Linked DNA regions of Homo sapiens: region 1 is linked to region 2. Evidence: chromatin contacts called from ENCODE Hi-C or POLR2A ChIA-PET data. All regions are on one chromosome and are shown on one strand. Each heading gives the region's core, a stretch centred on a gene start or an enhancer-like site at or near the end of the contact. The rest is flanking DNA. Distances are from core to core; before and after follow the strand shown. Region 1 has its middle 14 kb from the start of MIR1233-2. Region 2 holds the start of GOLGA8A (golgin A8 family member A).

Region 1 (3,690 bases), core at 299-2,798, 77 kb before region 2:
TAGTCGCTTTAAAAACTTTAAAGTTTTCACTAGACTCTCATTGAATCATTTCTCTTTTTCAGATCAAGAAACTGAGACTTACTATCACATTCGGGATGAAGTTAAAACAAAAAAAGAAACTGGGGCTTAAAGCTGTCAAGTATTTCACAGCCAGCAAGTGGCTACGTTGGAACTTGAACCCAGGCAGTCTAGCCCTGGGATCCAGTGTTGACTACGCAAAACTAAAGTGTACATGTTTTCAACTACAGTTTAAGTGGGTGACATATTTTTCACTATATTTTATGTAGGTGACTTTCAGTTTGGGGGTATTCTACTTACACAATCTATTGAGCTGGATATTAACTGAGAACAAAAAGAAACTAATGAACTCCGAAAAACATAAAACATGAGCAACATGATGTCACCGCAAAAGACAAATCAGCACAGAGCCTTCTTGGGACTGTATTTTGCTGACCGTCCAGGAACGAGTTATCATCTGCCTGAACTCAGCAGTGCTCTGTTCCCTTGGGACACACACACACACACACACACACACACACACACACACACACAGAGAGAGAGAGAGAGAGAGAGAGAGAGAGAGAGAGAGAGAGAGAGAGAGAGTTAGTGGCTGTGCCGCCCTGAGCTTCCAGTCGGCGAGTGTGAGGAAGGAACCAGATGGGTCGGGCAGAAAGGTGCTGGGTCAAGGGAGGAGGGGGCAGCCGGGAGCGCGCGCACGCTCTGGACTCGTGCACCCGCCGAAACTGGTGCGCGCAGGGCCCGCCTGGTTGAGGGGTGAGGGGTGAGGGTGACGGGGGCAGGGTAGGGGCAGCCCTTTCCCAGGCGGTAGTGGGGGCAGTGGTTATGTTGCCCTTTGAAGCTGCGGCTTGACAGGAGCCGCGCCTCCTGTGGGTGGAGTCGGTTACAAAGGGAGCAGCCCCCCAGGCCGCCACACAGCTCCCGCCAAGGCCTCCGTGCCCTTGCCATTTTCCAGCCGCGCTCCCACAAGGGTCCAGGCGGCAGGCAGAGGCAGAGTCGCGAAAGCTCGGCTGGGCGGCCCCGCTGGGTAGTCGCGGCCGTGACAGCGGCTCCGGACAGGCTCCCCTTCCGCGCCCCTCCCGCCGTAGATGAGTGGAAGATGTCCGTGTCAGGGTTCAAGGCCAAAGGGAAGTTTCTGGGACTATCTTCCACAAGAACCAGGAGCCGCAGCCCCCGCTCACGCTCCACTGCAACATGACTGTGAGGCGCCCGGCGGCGGCCTCGCGGGGCAGGGCGAGGGCAGAGAGGGGGCGCCCGGAGTCCCAGGACAAAGGGGAGCCTTCCCCAGAGAGGCCCCAGTTCCCCGCCCCTTTCTCCCGCAACTGGCCCAGCCCCGGCCCGGGACTGCCGGAGGCTTGGGTGGGAGGAGAGGGGAGGGCGCGTCTCTCCGACTCCTCGCGTGGCGTAAGCTTGGGGGCTGTTGGCCCCTCTAGGCCCCCGTCGCCGCGCCCCGAGGTGGGAGCCCGCGACTGCCGGAGCCTTCTTGGGACCCATGGTCGCCCTCAGTCGGCCAGCCTGCTCCGGAGACCGCGACAGGGCGGTGCAGGGCGGCTCCGGCGTTTTTTGAGCCCAGGCGGGGAAGGGGAAAGACCTTTAAGATTTTCGGTATTTTGGCTGGGCGCAGTGGCTCACGCCTGTAATCCCTTTGGGAGGCAGAGGCGGGCGATCACCTGAGGTCAGGAGTTAGAGACCAGCCTGGCCAACATGGTGAAACTCCGTCTCTACTAAAATATACAAAACTTATCCAGGCGTGTTGGCAGGAGATTTAATCGCGGCTACTTGGGAGGCAGAGGCAGGAGAATCGTTTGAACCCGGGAGGCGGAGGTTGCAGTGAGCTGAGATCCAGCCGTTGCACTCAAACTTGGGGGATAAGAGGGAGACTTCTCTCAAAAAAAAAAAAATTCTTTTTTCTTTTGAGGGAGTCTCACTCTGTCACCCAGGCTGGAGTGCAGTGGCGCGATCTCGGCTCATTGCAGCCTATCTCTCTTGACAGTCCACTGGTTAAAGCGATTCTGCTGCCTCAGCCTCCCGAGTAGCTGTGATTACAGGCGCCCGCCACCACGCCTGGCTAACTTGTGTTTTTAGTAGAGACGGGGTTTCACCGTGTTGGCCAGGCTGGTCTCAAACTCCTGACCTCAAATGACCCACCTCTGCCTCCCAAAGTGCTGGGATTCCAGGTGTGAGCCACCGCGCCAGGACCCAAGGCCCTTAAGTTTTAACGCCTCATTCTTCAGTCAGGTTTTCCTTGCTCCCGCGTGTTCAGCCAATTGGTTTCAAGTTTGTGTTGAAGGAGAAACTAACAATGAAAACGGAGTCGTTGATGGAAGAAAAGTTGGAATGCAGCCTCTGGTGCTGTTTGAGTGATCCCTCTCCCCAGGGGCTGGCTGCGCACTGCTGTGTTCTGGAAAGGCGCATTGTATGGTAGATGCCGCAGGTAAGAGTCCTGTACAGGTGCTCTGCCCGCTTTTCCTTTCAGGCTTCTGTATCAGCTGTTTTTCCCTTGTAGAATGTGCCCCTGACCTGTGCCCCTGACCTCCACCCTTTAACCCTACCCAACTCGTCTTTACACGTCTGACCATCAAGGCTCTTCTGGGTCATATTGAGTTCATGCTGATATTTTCCCTTCCTCCCCTCTTCAGTCCTTACTATTTTTGTTTTGGTCACGTTATGCTATATTCTGTAAGCCTTTAAGAAATTCTTTTATGGTGGCAGGGGAGAATATTTTGTAATTATGCTTTGTGCTTTTTATCTTCCACTCAATAAGTGCTTGGTAAATATTTGTTTTATTGAGTATATGACCCTATTCTAGCTATATTGTGCTTGAACAAAAATCTTAACTGCCCTGTAAGTTAACTGCTAAGAATTTGTCAAAAGTGCAGAGATGACATCCAGAACTTGTCATGGATAGTGCAAAAAGGTCTCTAAGGGCTTGATGGAGGTGTGTAAATGGACTTCATGTGAAAGAGTGTAAGAAGCGAAAATGTGAAGCATGACTGGAGAGCCGGAGAGATAAAGCAAGGGTCTCTTTCTCCAGATCCTTTGTAACAGTGTCATGTGACCTCTTCTTGAAGATCGTTCTGAAAGATAATGCCACCCTGGAACCTAGGAAATCACCCAGTGGGTTTCTGCAGGTTAGGTGCTTCAAATCCTCATCAGCACCTTTGTTTTCTCTGCCTCTGTTTGCTCACAACGATGTTCTCAGTAGCTGTAATTGCTGTCTTTGAATACTTAAGCATTTTTTTTAGATCACAGGGGTATATGTGCATTTTTATTTTACGAAGTGTTAGAATTTTTACTCCGCTTTTGTGGGCTCTGCGTTAGCTACTTGGTTGTTTAGTTGTAAAATGATTAGCAGGGAAAACTGTGTGTGTGTCTGTGTGTGTGTGTATTTTAAGGTTCTCTTGTTGTCAGAGCACTTAGAATTTTATTTTATATGGTAATTCTGTCAGTTTACTTTATTCTCCAGCCCACATTTATTGAACAGCAAAGTATGAAAGTGATGTGTCCCATAACCAGCCTTCAGAGGAATTACAACTGCTGTATGTCTGAACTTAGAATTACAACTGCTGTATGTCTGAACTTAGAATTACAACTGCTGTATGTCTGAACTTTATTTTCTTTTCCTTTTTTTTTTTTTTTTTTTTTTTTTTGAGTTGGAGTCTCACTCTGTCA
Region 2 (3,967 bases), core at 246-2,745:
GGGAACTGCTTCCAAACAGGGACAGGTTGAGTATCTCTTAATCAAAATGCTTGGGACCTGAAAAATCCAAAATTGTGAATTTTTTTGAATTTTGGAGTATTTGCATATACATAATGAGAGATCTTGGGATGGGACCCAAGTCTAAACACAAAATTTATTTACATGTAGCCTCATGTTAATTTTAATTTTCTCTTGAAAGCACTGAATAAACTATGTGTTGTGTACCTGTGCTTTGGCTATGATACATTGCATGAGGTCAGGTGTAGAATTTTGTACTTGAGGCATCATATGGGCACCCAAAAAATTTCGAATTTGGGAGAGTTTTGGATTTCAGATTAAGGATGCTCATCCTTTGCCGGAATTCTACAGAAACTCAACCATACTTTTATTACTACCTTGGTGCAAAAGCAATTGCAATTTTTGGCAATGGCGAATACTGTAATTGTTTTTGTACTAACCTAATAACTACGGTTTTTATTATCCTCCTCCTTTGACATACAGAGAATATATTATTCTTCTGATATCATCTTCCATATGGCCCAAATATTTAGGAATTTCACATGATCATTTTTCTCAAAGCAAATGCATTTGTGGCCAAATTTTACAGTTATTACATAGCTAGCATGTTAACCTTGATATTATGTCACGTTTCAAATTTTGTTCCCTCTGATTTTAAACTGAATTGAGAAAAAAATAAACTTGGCTCTCTAGAAACGCAAAGAGTAAATGAGAAGTAATATGATATCGCACACTTAAAATATTTTAAAGCAGGCTTCTACTGTTACTGTTATTTTTTAGCACAAACCAAAAGTGACCATTTTCTTTGAATAAATAATAAAATTTTATATTTTAATAACATTGGCAAGCATTTTCTCATTTAAATATCTCAATTTTTAATGGAAAGTATTTCGTTTTATATAAGAGAAAAATATAAAAGGATCATGTGAGTTTATGAAAACGTCACAGATAGTGTATGATATGTTTTATGTTTATGTTTCATACTCCAAACCCAGTGGCTTTTGTGTTCAAAAACGACATTTGATTAGCAAGAGGAAATGGCCATTTTACTATTACTTATCTGGAATGGTAGCATATTCCAGATAAGTAAAGGAGAATCAGCCCCATCTTTAATACTGCCAACTGGATTTGTGTCATAAAGAGAAATTAGGGGACTAAAAAGGAAACATATAAGCCTTGTCTTTCCAGATTGGAGATGGATAAGTATATAAGGACTGACATACTATTGCTTTACAACAGTTTTCCCAGGACAAATTGAGACACCAGAAGCCAGCATATAGGTTGTGACTGATCTATTCAAATTGTTCCTAATAATGGCATCAGGGTTTTTTAAAAAAAAATTTTGTCATGCTTTAAGTTCTGGGATACACGTGCAAAACGTGCACGTTTGTCACCTAGGTATGCAGCTCAGTGCGCGTGCGCCATGTGGCGCGGCCCTGCGGGCTTTCCGTACTCCGCTCGCGGTAGGCTCCCGCCGCTATTCAGCTGTCGGGCTAATCAGCAGTCGAGGTGTGCGGCTAGGCGCGAGCTCTGCGGGAGCTCAGCCCCCGGGAGAGACCCGGCAGCGGCGCGGCGAGGACGGCGGCGCGGCGAGGACGGCGGCGCGGCGAGGACGGCGGCGCGGCGAGGACGGCGGCGCGGCGAGGACGGCGGCGCGGCGAGGACGGCGGCGCGGCGAGGACGGCGGCGCGGCGAGGACGGCGGCGCGGCGAGGACGGCGGCGCGGCGAGGACGGCGGCGCGGCGAGGACGGCGGCGCGGCGAGGACGGCGGCGCGGCGAGGACGGCGGCGCGGCGAGGACGGCGGCGCGGCGAGGACGGCGGCGCGGCGAGGACGGCGGCGCGGCGAGGACGGCGGCGGACCGGGGCAGCCCCGCGCCCTGGCCAGGTAAGCTGGGGAACCTCGGCTGCCTGACTCGCTGGCGGCGGCAGCCTTGGGCCGCCCGCGGCGCCGCGGGGACCCGGACGCGTGGGGGGCGGCGCGTAAGCTGCGGGCCAAGAGCTCCCGAGCGCTGCCCCCCGGACTCGGCGGGGCTGCGGGGAGGCCGCCGCTGGGATCTAGGGGTGCAGCCCGGCGGCCTTACGCCTCTCGGACCGGCCCATCCTCCTCCCACGATGGGCGGGCGGGTGCGGCGGGGACTAGGCGATGGCTTTCGCATCCCGGGAGGGGCTCACCGCGGCGAGGGGCCACTCTCGGCGCCGGCAAGTGGCGCTGTCTGGCGGGGCCGCCCGCTCGCGTCTCGCCGGGCTGGTCGGGCCGCTGGTGCGTTCCGCTGCCCGGCTTGGCGCCGGCATCAAGTCCCCGTGCCGGGCGGCAACTACTGAGTTTGGGATCGCCTCTGGGTTCACTTCCCTGGGAGAACTCGAGCCCGGATCTTCGCCCCTTCCCTTTCCCTGTATAATAAGGCCCAGAGGGAAAAACTCAAAAACCCCACACCTTGTTGCCCCTGGGCTGCAGGCGCCGGGTTGGGGGCACGGTGCGGACCTGCGCCTCTGCAGGGCCCCTTCTCCACGCCAGGCACTGCCTGGCAAGGCTGCTGGAGGGAGATCTGGCCGCAGATGGTGAAGGAGAACATCGAGGCCCCCGGTCCCCAAGCAGGGCTCCATGGGTCGGGCGGCGGGCCTTGGTAAGCCCAGGCTAGGGGCGAACTTCCTTTTCTCCGGGCCGACGCGGAGGGAGGGTGCGGGGAACGCCCGCGGAGGGGCCTGTCCTGCAGCACCCCAGTGGAGAGCAGAGCCTTAGAGGGGCCTGCTAGTCTTAACTTAGTATTTACTGGCAGAAGAAAGGCTTACTTTTTCAGATCTCTTCAGATAACGACCTGGCAGGCACCAGACGTAAATCTGTGGTTGAGTGCAGTCAGCTCCTAAACAGGCATGCGGTGGAGGAAGCGCCCCAAACTTGGCATCTTGTGTCTGGCACTTTGTTTTTGGGCTAAACTGCCTCTGGCGTCTTCAGCCTTCTGTGCCTCTTTGTTTTTGTTTGTTTTTCTATTTTCCTTCCTGTTTCAGAAAGGACAGTGGTTTTAGAAGTAATGACCTGAGAGCTTTGCAGGTTGAAGTGGGACAAGTTTTCCTAAGGTGCAGGTTGGCAGGTGCCAGGAGCCTGCCGGTGGCTTTTTCTCAGGCCTCTGGGTCAGGGTCCCTCCAGTGAGGTGAGGCAGGGGTTTCTCCCCTCCCAGAGGTGTGGCCACTACGCAGGGGGACAGGAACTGGGTTTCCCAGTCCGGGGAGTCCAGGATGCCCTGCACTCTGCGCTGATTCCTGGGTGACCGTGGGGGCTGCCTTCCCCCACAGCCTGGGCTGGAGAGGGTCTCCTGAGCTTAGGATCCGCGGGGCAGGAGGGCTGGGGTGACAAGGACACGTGGAACCTGCTGGGGCTCCGGGCAGTGTCCAGGGCGTGAGTAGATAAAGCTGGAGCTCGTAGCTGTGTGCTGGCAGCCCTCGGTGGGCTCTAGCAGTACTGGCAGGGGGGCCCTTGGAGTGGGCTCCCTCTCTGGGCTGGGACTGGGTGATGGCAGTAGCAATGGGGCACGAAGTCTTCCCTCTCATTTGTTAGGAAGTGTGGTCTGTGCTCCTCCCCACTGTCTGGCTCTTGGGCTGGGAGAAGCTGCAGGCTGAGTCCCACGGGGTGTGAGTGTGTGTGAGCAGGAGTGGGTGCTGGAAGGAGGTAAAGCTGGTGACCATCAGCTCCTCATTCTCTTGCACCTTGCATGTTTTCTCTGACACCGCAGACCCAAGTTGTGGCTTGCTGGTTAACTTGTTTACATAACCTTCTTAAGTAACTCTAAACTTTAAAAAAAAAAATGTTTTACAGGAATAATCGGTGGAGATGGATTGTGAAATGGAGGTGCATAAATATCCAGTTTGCCAACCGAGCTAAGAAATGCTGGATAAAAGTAAAAGGTAATTGTAAAAGACACTGATCACACCCCTGGAAGCTTAGAGATGGG

The links. Hi-C counts contacts between places; a loop is a spot of excess contacts on that map. ChIA-PET counts read pairs that join two places held with the same protein, here RNA polymerase II (POLR2A). Pooled maps may share reads with other maps.
Region 1: a map of PC-3 shows a loop between it and region 2 (21-fold over the local background). The contact joins the enhancer-like site here to the promoter of GOLGA8A in region 2. A Hi-C loop is called at or near these places in 6 of 168 maps with a recorded cell type or tissue (HCT116, PC-3, aorta and 3 more), 5 of 37 single-sample maps with no recorded cell type and 13 of 50 pooled maps. POLR2A ChIA-PET finds 5 or more read pairs at or near these places in 4 of 52 experiments (CD4-positive, alpha-beta T cell, GM12878, HEK293T and 1 more).

What each region holds. Positions count from the first base shown.
Region 1 is chr15:34,512,194-34,515,883 of GRCh38, reverse strand. No RefSeq gene overlaps it. Among named protein-coding and RNA genes, the nearest start is that of MIR1233-2, 14 kb to the left of the region's middle. RefSeq lists silencers at 633-862, 1,293-1,532. Within about 2 kb of position 1,548, at least 15 of the 41 ENCODE cell types and tissues checked have a DNase peak (open chromatin) inside an H3K27ac peak, as active enhancers do; they include heart right ventricle and psoas muscle, where a contact is called at or near this core.
Region 2 is chr15:34,435,336-34,439,302 of GRCh38, reverse strand. GOLGA8A (golgin A8 family member A) reads left to right here and starts at 1,495. Exons shown (of 25, transcript NM_181077.5): 1 at 1,495-1,905; 2 at 3,832-3,920. RefSeq lists silencers at 1,580-1,649, 1,892-2,101.